Regions from separate parts of the Homo sapiens genome. Here region 1 is linked to region 2. Evidence: chromatin loops called from intact Hi-C (ENCODE). Cell type or tissue: GM12878. All regions are shown on one strand.

Region 1 (5,000 bases), 130 kb after region 2:
TTATTGTGTAGTTTATTTCTGTTATTATTACATTGTAATAGATAATGAAATAATTACACGACTCACCATAACATAGCATAAGTGGGAAATCTGAGCTTGTTTTCCTGCAACTAGACAGTCCCATCTGCGGGTGGGTGATGGGGACAGTGACACCCTAAATGTGTTGCTTATGTCCAGTCTACTCCATCATCTCGTTTTGGTTGCTGTCACTGCAGAAAACTCTGCTTCAGGCTGGGCGCAGTGGCTCATGCCTGTAATCCCGGCACTCTGGGAGGCCGAGGCGGGCAGATCATCTGATGTCGGGAGTTTGAGACTAGCCTAGCCAACACGGCAAAATCCATCTCTACTAAAAATAAAATAAAAAAAAACATTTAGCTAGGTGTGGTGGTGCAGAACTGTAGTCCCAGATACTTGGGAGGCTGAGGCACAAGAATCGCTCGAACCCGGGAGGCAGAGGTGGCAGTGAGCCGAGACTGTGCCACTGCACTCCAGCATGGGTGACAGAGTGAGACTCTGTCTGGAAAAAAAAAAAAAAAAGAGAGACAGAGAAAACCCGGCTTCACAAAGACAGGATGCTGGACATGGAAGCAGGCTTTTCAGTGCTCACGTGGCAATCTCAGGATATTCCACTTTGACTTTTATCCAGAACATATGGAGATTTGAAGTTGTCTCAAACACACTTTTAGGGCCACTGTCATTTGCAGTCTCAAGCAGTTGATCCTCTTCTAGCACAGACAAAGGTGATTCGCGTGGCTTATCCACAAATGGGTCACAGATCCATTCCTTCCCAGTTTGGGGTTCTTTGGTGGTTGGGAAGTAACGCTCAAGCTCTTTTGAAAGCTGAGGTAGGGGCCGGGCGCGGTGGCTCACGCCTGTAATCCCAGCACTTTGGGAGGTGGAGGCAGCAGATCACCTGAGGTCAGGAGTTCAGTACCAGCCTGACCAACATGGAGAAACCCCGTCTCTACTAAAAATACAAAATTAGTTGGGTGTAGTGGCGCATGCCTGTAATCCCAGATACTTGGGAGGCTGAGGCAGGAGAACTGCTTGAACCTGGGAGGCGGAGGTTGCGGTGAGCCAAGATCGTGCCATTGCACTTCAGCCTGGGTAACAAGAGCGAAACTCCATCTCAAAAAAAAGAAAAAAAAAAAAAAAGAAAAAAGAGAGCTGAGGTAGGTGATCATGCACCAGCTGGAAGAGGGAAGGCCCTGGCTCTATCTCTTTCAAAATCTCTGCTAATGTTTGAAACATGTCAAAAATCCCAGTGTTCCCTCGTCACCCCCATAATTCCAATTTGGCTTTGAATGCAGCCACTTTATCTGCCGACTTGAACACAGTTGTCATTCTTCCCTGAAGTGACAGATTGAGTTTGTTGAGCAGGTTGAATACGTCGCACAAGTCAGCAAGTTTTGCGACTCATCCTATGTCACTGAAATATGCTGCTAGTGGGGACTATTTTTCTAAAAGAAATCTCTGGAGCAGCTCTCATAACTCAGAAACTCTGGCCAGTGATCTACCTTTGGAAAGCATCTCACTTCTGTGTATCAGAGAAGACGTGTGTGTACCGCGTCCATCTCCTCACAGAGCCGCGAGAACAGACCTCGTGAGTTAAAGGCATGCACTTTGCTGTGGCTGATCATTTCAATCACATCCTGCAAAACGTTCTTAAGTTCAGGTGATTTTTTCGGCACCGCTGCAAGAACAGATGTGAGTTAAAGCCCATGTACTTTAACGTGACTGATCATTTTAATCACAGCTTCCAAAACGCTGTTAAGTTCAGGCAACATTTTTTGGCTGGCCGGCATTTCTCCATGGATGACACAGCGTGTGGACTCACATTCAGAAGTGACCTCTTTGACCTGAGTAATGAAACCAGAAAGCCGTCCAGCCATGGCAGTCTCTCCGTCCATGCACAGACCAACATAAAGTGATCAATTCACCTTTCCTGATATGTAATCAAAGACGTGAATACCAGCTGTGGTGTGGGTTGGCAACAGAAGCACACATAACACATCCTCATGCACATCCTCCTGAACATATATGCACAAAAACAAGCATTGTTGCCTTGTTTTCAACATCGGTAGACTCGTCAACCCTGGGTTGCGTACCGCAGTGACTCATTAATCCCCTCTAACAATTGTGCCTCAATACCCTCTGTCGTTTCATCAATTCATCTAGTTATGGTGCTAGCCAAAAGAGGAATACGTGCTACCCTTTCAACTGCAGTCTCTCTCAAAAGTTCACGACAGATGTCCTTAGCAGCAGCAGGCAGGATCAACTCCACCAACAGTAAAGGGATTCCTAGCTTTAGCAATGCGGTTAGACACTAAGAGTGACGCTCTCAGTGCAGACACAGTCAACTAAGTGGTGGCCTTCAATCATTGCTTCTGTTCTTCGTGTTCGTGTTTTTTTTTTTCTTTTGAAAAACTCTAAAGGTTTGTCTTTTAATGCAAGGTGCTTGGTCTCCATGTGGCGAAGCGGTTTTGAAGGTTTTACGGCTTCACTGGATAGCCAGTGGTCACATATTATGCAAAGAGGGCTTGGGGAATATGAATCACTTGTTGCAATGAATCCATAATTGAAGCAGGGCTCTTGCTGTTTCCTTTTAAATGCAACTTTCTTTGAGTCTTCTGCTGTTTCACCATTGGGCCTTTCCCCCTTTTCAAAGAAGCTCTCCAGAGACGCTTGATTTTTTTCTTACTCATTCTGGCTAGGGTTAGCCGGTGGACTTACCCAAACTGTGACTGAGACACGTGCTGAGTGTGGGAAAGAGGCATGGACAGAAGTGGTAAGTAACATCACAGGCGGGCCACACGCAGCCTAAAATAAGCATCAGGTTCTGACGTAAAGCCTGCCGCCAGACGCAGCGGTACAACTGAAGTACATCAACTCACTTGCCACTATAAAGCCTGCCACCAGATGCAGCTTAAGCACCCGCCACTCACAGATATGGTTTTGATATGAGTCTGCAAGCAACTGACTTACTATGGTCTCTGTGCAGTCAAACCTCTCTGCTAATGCTTATCTGTATTTGCAGCCGTGCTCCAGTGCCAGCATCACCGCCTCAGCTCCACCGCAGATCATCGGGCATTAGATTCTCATAAGGAGTGCACAGCCTAGATCCCTTGCATGCAGAGTTCACAATAGGGTTCGTGTTCCTATGAAAATCGAATGCTGCTGCTAATCTGACAGGAGGCGGAACTCGGGGTAATGCGAGCAATGGGGAGCGGCTGTAAATACAGATGAAGCTTTGCTCACTCACCCACTCCTCACCTCCTGCTGTGAGCCCCAGTTCCTAACAGGCCACAGACCAGTACCAGTCCATGGCCCGGGAGATGGGAATCCCTGCTTTACATAAAAGGGATCACACAGTTTGCACTCTTTGGGTCTTGATGCATTTGCCCAACATTAACACCTGTGAGATGCATGAAAGCTGTTGTAGCCAGATGTCCTTTTTCATTGCTGCATAGTATTCCCCTCTGTGAATGGACCACAATCTACATCTCCAGTGTACTGCTGACTGGCATTTGGGTTGTTTCCAGTTTGGATTATCATAAAGAATGGCTAATGCTGAACACCTTTTTTTTGGTGAGTCAGGCACTCATTTTTTTGGGTCTGCACCCAGGAGTGGAACTCCTAGATCATGGGATAGGTGCAGGTTTAGCTTTAGTGGACTGTTAGCTTTGTGCATTTCCCATCTCACTTTTCCTTGCCTTTTGTCCTTTATTACCTCAAATTTCTTTTGGAAAGAGGTGGTGAACAAGAGTGAAATAAAGATTCCGAGTAACAGTGGTTATGATGAAATGATTCCATGATTCTCAGATCTGTGGTTAAACTTCTCTGTGATGGTGCTCACTGCGTGTTATGTATACAATTAAGAAAACAGAACTGGCTGGGTACGGTGGCTCACACCTGTAATCCCAGCACCTATGGAGGCCAAGGCAGGTATATCACCTGAGGTCAGGAGTTCCAGACTAGCCTGGCCAACACGGTGAAACCTCGTCTCTATTAAAAAAACAAAAACTAGCTAGGCGTGGTGGCAGACGCCTATAATCCCAGCTACTTTGGAGGCTGAGGCAGGAGAATCGCTTGAACTCGAGAGTCGGAGGTTGCAGTGAGCCGAGATCGCACCAGTGTACTCTGGCCTGGGCAACAAGAGCGAAACTTTGTCTCAAAAAAGAAAATAAAATAGAACCAACATGCATGCAACGTGAGAGAAACTGTTCAGTTCACTGTGGCATGTTTCCACAACAAAATGGCATATGGTCATTGAAAACAGTTTTGACATGGGAAAAGGTTCCCGTCTATCCTGGGGGTGGAGGGAGCACAGGGAGGCAGAACCGAAGAAAAAGTCAAGTTCCAAGTGGACTGAACGATGCCCAGCATTTTTGGGCTTTCAACTGATGGGAATTACATCTAATCACTAACGGTGACTGCCTCTCATGGAGAATATGATAAATTTCTGTTTTTCTATTACTTTATCCTTTACGATACTTTCCACATCTCCTATGATGAATATGTTTACAGTTGAAAAAGAGAAGAGTATAAGAGTCTGATTCCAAGATTCTATCATTTTTGAAGAGCTATAATTATGAGCCTCCTCTAAATAACCCCAGAGGTTCAGAGACCCTGGCAGCCCTCAGTGACGTGAATGGGGTGCTAGGCGCAGATTCTCAGTGACAGAGAGCTCTCAGGACAAAAGGCAGGATTCAGCCCCTGTGTCGGGCACCCTCCTAGCCCTCGGTTGCCCTCGGGACTGCTGAGCCCTGTGTGCTGGGCTGCCCTGTGCCCTGCTGACCTAGCTCCTCCCCATTCCGCAGACCCCTGGGTCTCTTCTATAGCAGCCAGGGGGACAGAAGTGGGCTGGGGTGGGCCAGGCATCAGGATCCCAACTGCTACGATGGCTTCAGTCCTGAGCAGCCCCTTCCTCTCTCTGAGGCCCAGGGTGCCCATGAACACTGAGCCAGAAGGAGAAGGTCCCCACAGGACTCTTCTCTCGG
Region 2 (5,000 bases):
CTTGTTCCATCAGCCCGGCTGGAGTGCAGTGGTGCAATCATGGCTCACTGCATCCTTAACCTCCTGGGCTCAAGTGGTCCTCCCACCTCAGCCTCTCACATAGCCGGGATTACAGGTGCGCACCACTGTGCCCAGCTAGTTTAAAACAATTTTTTGTTGAGACAGGGTCTCGCTATGTTGCCCAGGCTGGACTGGAACTCCTGGCCTCAAGTGATCCTCCTTTCTCAGCCTCTCAAAGTGTTGGGATTATAGGAGCGCACCATGTTGACTGTTTAGAATAGGGCCTGCCAGGCAAATACTCAATGTTAGCTGCTAGTACTGTGTTTTTTGTTTGTTGTTGTTTTGTTTTGTTTCATTGCTTTGAGACAAGGTCTCAGTCTGTTGCCCAGGCTGGAGTGCAGTGGTGCCATCACGGCTCACTGTAGCCTCGAACTCCTGGACTCAGGTGATCCTCCCACCTCAGCCTTCCAAGTAGTTGGGACTACAGGCACGCCACCATGCCCAGCTAAATTTTGAACTTTTAGTAGAGACAGGGTTTTGCCATGTTACCCAGGCTCCTCTCCAATTCCTAACCTCAAGTAATCCTCCAGCCTCGGCCTCTCAAAGTGCTGGGATTATAGGCATGAGCCACTGCACCTGGCCCTGATTTAAAATGTTTTTAAGTTGGCTGGGCGTGGTGGCTCACCCCTGTAATCCCAGCACTTTGGGAGGCCAATGTGGGCAGATTACCTGAGGTCAGGAGTTCGAGACCAGCCTGGCCAATATGGCGAAACCCTATCTCTATTAAAAATACAAAAAATTAGCGGGGAGTGGTGGCAGGCGCCTGTAATCCCAGCTACTCAGGAGGGTGAGCTACGAGAATCGCTTGAACCCGGGAGACGGAGGTTGCAGTGAGCCAAGATCGCGCCATTGCACTCCAGCCTGGGCAATAAGAGCGAAACTCCACCTCAGAAAAAAGAAAAAAAAATCTTTTAAAACTACCCTTTTGTATTAATTTGATTCCAATATCTTACGCACCTTATGTGCCAGCACCGCAAAACAGTACTGTGAAGTCAGCCACATTTTCCCCATTCCAAAGAAGAGGAGGTTGGTGCTCAGAGAGGTTACGCCCAAGTCGCACCATGAGAGGGGGCGTGGGCTGGGATCCAACCTGAGCCTGTGTGGTTCTACCCCTCATTCTGCCTCATGCCTGGACATAAGCAGCTGCCAGGAGAGGACCATAGGAATTGGGCTGGGGCTCTGGAGCCCAGATTGGGCTCCGCAGCCCATTGCCTGTGAGATCTTGGGCAGCCACATAACCTCTCTGTTTCCCAAGTCCTCATTTGTAAATGAAGGAAGTAGAGGAACTCTGAGGCCCTGGGTCTCGCCAGACCTCCTGACTCAGATCCCCGCAGGTGGTGCCTGTGGCTGCAGGTCTAACAAAACCCCAGCAACTCTGCCGCACGCCGTGTTGGGAGCCCCTGGCTGAGCTGGCCTGTGGGCCCTTTCCCGAGAGGAGAGGCAAGTGGCAGGGCCCTGGCTGCACCTGTCCCAGAGTCCGTGTTTGGCAGAGCCTGGCCTGCAGGACAGGTCAGGGAGGTTGCAGAGAGGAAGGTGAGGGGCTGGGCATGGGAGGCCTCCCTGCAGCTCTGAAGCGGGCACCTCTGTCCCTGAGAATGGTTCCTGCAGAGGGGCAAGACTCCCTTTGCCCTTAGTGGGTTCCTCCCGCCCATCACACAGGACGTTGACAGTACTTCACAGCCCCGGGGACACCCTCCGGCATCCTTCCAGCAGAGACCAGACTGTCCCCGAGTCCTGTGGCGTCTAAATGGGCAGGCGGTGAGGACACTCCTGCAGGGGTCCCACCAGCCCCTTCCCTCCGGGGGCTGGGGTGCAGGCACTAAGGCAGGCCCCGCTTTCCTCCCTCCCCTTGTGCTTGGGGTGAGGGGCACACTGCACTTTGGTGGCTATTCTGCAGCCCCAGCCTTCAGCCCGGGTTCCCTGGCCTACCTGGCAGTGTCCTTGAATACAGAAACCTGGCAATCCCCGCCCTCCTCCCTCAGCCCCCGGGTCCGATTCTTTCTCGTCCACTAGGGGGAGCCAGTGCACACAGCTCGGCCTCCCTCGGGGCTCCTTTAGGAACCACCTGGCGCTGGTGCTGGCGCTGGACTGAGCTGTGGGCTGAGCTTTGGGCTGAGCACTGGGCGGCCGCTGTCCCTTTGGATTCTCCTACCTGTCATGATCTCCGTATTTTTTGTTTTTGCCACGGTAACTTGAATTATTTTGATTTCACAAAATAAACGACATTGAAAATACATGAATACTTATTTCAAGACTTTCAAATTGTCATAAAATAACATAAAATATCTTCGGTTTGGCTGAATACATAACTTTCCTTTTCCAGTAACAACATAATTCTTTACCCACATTAATAGTTGTATATCTTGGCCAGGCACGGTGGCTCATGCCTGTAATCCCAGCACTTTGGGAGGCCAAGGCGGGCGGATCACGAGGTCAGGAGATCGAGACCATCCTGGCTAACATGTTGAAACCCCGTCTCTACTAAAAATACAAAAATTAGCCAGGCGTGGTGGTGTGCACCTTAATCCCAGCTACTTGGGAGGCTGAGGCAGGAGAATCACTTGAACCCAGGAGGCGGAGCTTGCAGTGAGCCGAGATCACACCACTGCACTCCAGCCTGGGTGACAGAGCGAGACTCCATCTCGAAAAAAAAAAAGTTGTATATCTTAAACATATACAATAAAGAAATAATACTGTCCTCCAAAATAAAACTCAAATGATATATTTATGGCAAAAACCAAACCTAGACTATCATAAAGAAGGCGGGGATTACAGGCTTCTTATAAAGGCGTGCTCGCATCCATCTGTCAATGATCCCCACTTTGCAATTCATGCTGAGCCTTGTTACTAATAGCAGTCGTCACAGCGAGCATGTCCACCAGACGTCAGGCAGTGGACTAGACCTGCAAATAGCCTTGCATTGTCTTCCGCCCTCACTTAGGAGGGAGAACCCCCACTTTCAGACCCAGGCCCTGAGAGGGAGTGAATTGCCCTGGGGCACAAGAGGAGGGAGAAGACGGAGTTGCTGCACCTGGTCAGGGCATGTCTGGCCTTGTGGCTGCGCTGCTCCCTGGGGTCCGAGAGACTGTCCTGGAGACAAACCTGGAGAGCCTCATTGGTTCCTCTCCTTAGAAGAGGTGGCCAAATGTGAAGCCACCACTGACCCCAAAACCGCGAGCAACTGAGGCTGCCCTGGGGCAGGCTTCAACCTCAGAGCTGCTCTCTCTGTGCCAGTGGCTTAGTGCCCCCTGTCTAGCCTGCATCCCCCAAAAGCGCTTCTTGGCACTTCCGCGCTATCTCCTATATGCAAATTCAGGGCAGATGTAAATTGGAGGCAGATATTTATTTTTATGCAGATGAGCCACTCCAGCGTGTTTGGTGCATTGGAGATCTCGTGAAAGCAAAATATCTCCCGGCGTGCGCTGCTTGTGTTATGTTCGGGTTTTAAGTCGTGTCAGCGTTTACATTTTCTTAATATGAAAAATGCCTGCATTGTTCTGCCGCCAACTCCCCCTCCCTCCCTGCAACCCTCGGCCTCTCTGCTGGCGCCTAATCGTTCTTTATTCTCTTGCTTCTGCTTTCTTAGTCACAAGTTTGGGAAGAAAGTCATCTATTTCAACTACCTGAGTGAGCTCCACGAACACCTTAAATACGACCAGCTGGTCATCCCTCCCGAAGTTTTGCGGTAAGTGCCTGTTAGACCCCAGAAGCCGCATCAATACATCTTCGTGCTTCCAAAGGGCTTGGTTCAGTCCCATGAATGTTTAAGGCTTGATTTCCAAATGTGTGCTTGGCTAGATTTGGCTCAGAAATCTGCGGCATCGACAAAGATCCGCAGCAAAAGGTGCTAACTGCTGACTCAGAGAAATGAAATGGCAAAGGTTGTATACAGGACGGGATGTTTTCCTCGCCCACCATTGCAAAACTGATTTAAAAAATAAGCCCTAACATGGCAACGGCCGTTTGTTGCCTTGGTGTTTACCGTTTTTGCTTTTGAGCAGAAAATTAGGAGAATTTCCCAGGCGTGTGGATAACGCTGTGTACAGAATGAAGTGTTCTCAGGGACGTCACGGGTGCTCTAGAAAACGACCTGTCTCCTGGATGCTGAAAGCTTAATTGGTGTGTCTGCTACAAGGCTTAAATGTAGGCCCAGATGAATAGAGGCTGCCCAGAAAGGCGTATGCCACACAGCCAGTACAGGGCGCGGCCAGATCCAGCCTGGGTCTCTGGACCCCCAGCCTGGGTTCCCTCTGCCCCTGTGTCTCCCTCTCTGAGGCGCTCCTTTGAAGGAGCAGGCCCTTGCCAAAGTACGTGCAGGGAAGGCTGGTAGCCTTGCAGGGGTAATGGAGATAATAACTTCTCTCCGGACGCCAAGTCACATGGCAGGTGCTGGGATATAGAGGTGTTTAGGGAGTGTGGTCTCTGCCCTCATGACACTCTCAGACTAGTGAGGGCCACAAATCAGTGATGACAGGGGCCAGAGGAGGCACAGAACCCAGCTGGGGAGGGGACTGGTGTGTGGGGGTAATCCAGGAAGACTTCTAGGAGGAGGTAGCTCTTAAAGTGAGTTTCACAGGGACAGTTGGCTAGATGAAGAGGCCAGGGAAGCACATTTCCAGCAGAGGGAAGCCCTCCTGCAAACATATGGGTGAAATATTGGGAGATCTGGAGGCAGTGAGAAGTCCCATGTGATCAGGCAGAAGTTGGTGAACGTGAAGCTGGAGGTCACCTTGGGCCGGGAGTCCTTGGTGCCAAGCAGAGGAGAGTGAACTGGACCTGGAGGCCATGAGAGGATGATGGGAATCCCTGGTCGCCCGTGGGCCCTGGCAAGACCCCACTCCCAGACCTCACTAAAGTGATCCGGGGGAGTCCATGGAGACGGCTCAGAAGATGTATTTGTAGCAGCTCTGTGGTGGAAGTGATTTGGTCTGGTGACAAAG

What was found. A loop is a pair of places that touch in the nucleus more often than their neighbours do. Peaks named below come from ENCODE experiments on the same cell type or tissue, not always from the same donor. Only the 100,000 strongest peaks of a DNase experiment are listed, where the experiment ranks them.
Region 1: it touches region 2 in a loop (2.2-fold over the local background); 4 of 110 quality-filtered maps call a loop at or near these places.

What each region holds. Positions count from the first base shown.
Region 1 is chr22:44,948,171-44,953,170 of GRCh38, forward strand. All of the region lies in intron 2 of PHF21B (PHD finger protein 21B), which reads right to left. Among named protein-coding and RNA genes, the nearest start is that of PHF21B, 59 kb to the right of the region's middle. RefSeq lists an enhancer at 4,277-5,000. In GM12878, no CTCF peak of the experiment used is centred here; a DNase peak (open chromatin) is centred at 2,741; H3K27ac peaks cover 523 bases.
Region 2 is chr22:44,818,725-44,823,724 of GRCh38, forward strand. It overlaps PRR5-ARHGAP8 (PRR5-ARHGAP8 readthrough), which reads left to right. Exons shown (of 15, transcript NM_181334.6): 9 at 3,647-3,745. ARHGAP8 (Rho GTPase activating protein 8) reads left to right here. Exons shown (of 12, transcript NM_181335.3): 6 at 3,647-3,745. Among named protein-coding and RNA genes, the nearest start is that of ARHGAP8, 69 kb to the left of the region's middle. RefSeq lists a silencer at 2,051-2,150. In GM12878, a CTCF peak has its summit at 2,075 (motif pointing right); a DNase peak (open chromatin) is centred at 2,077.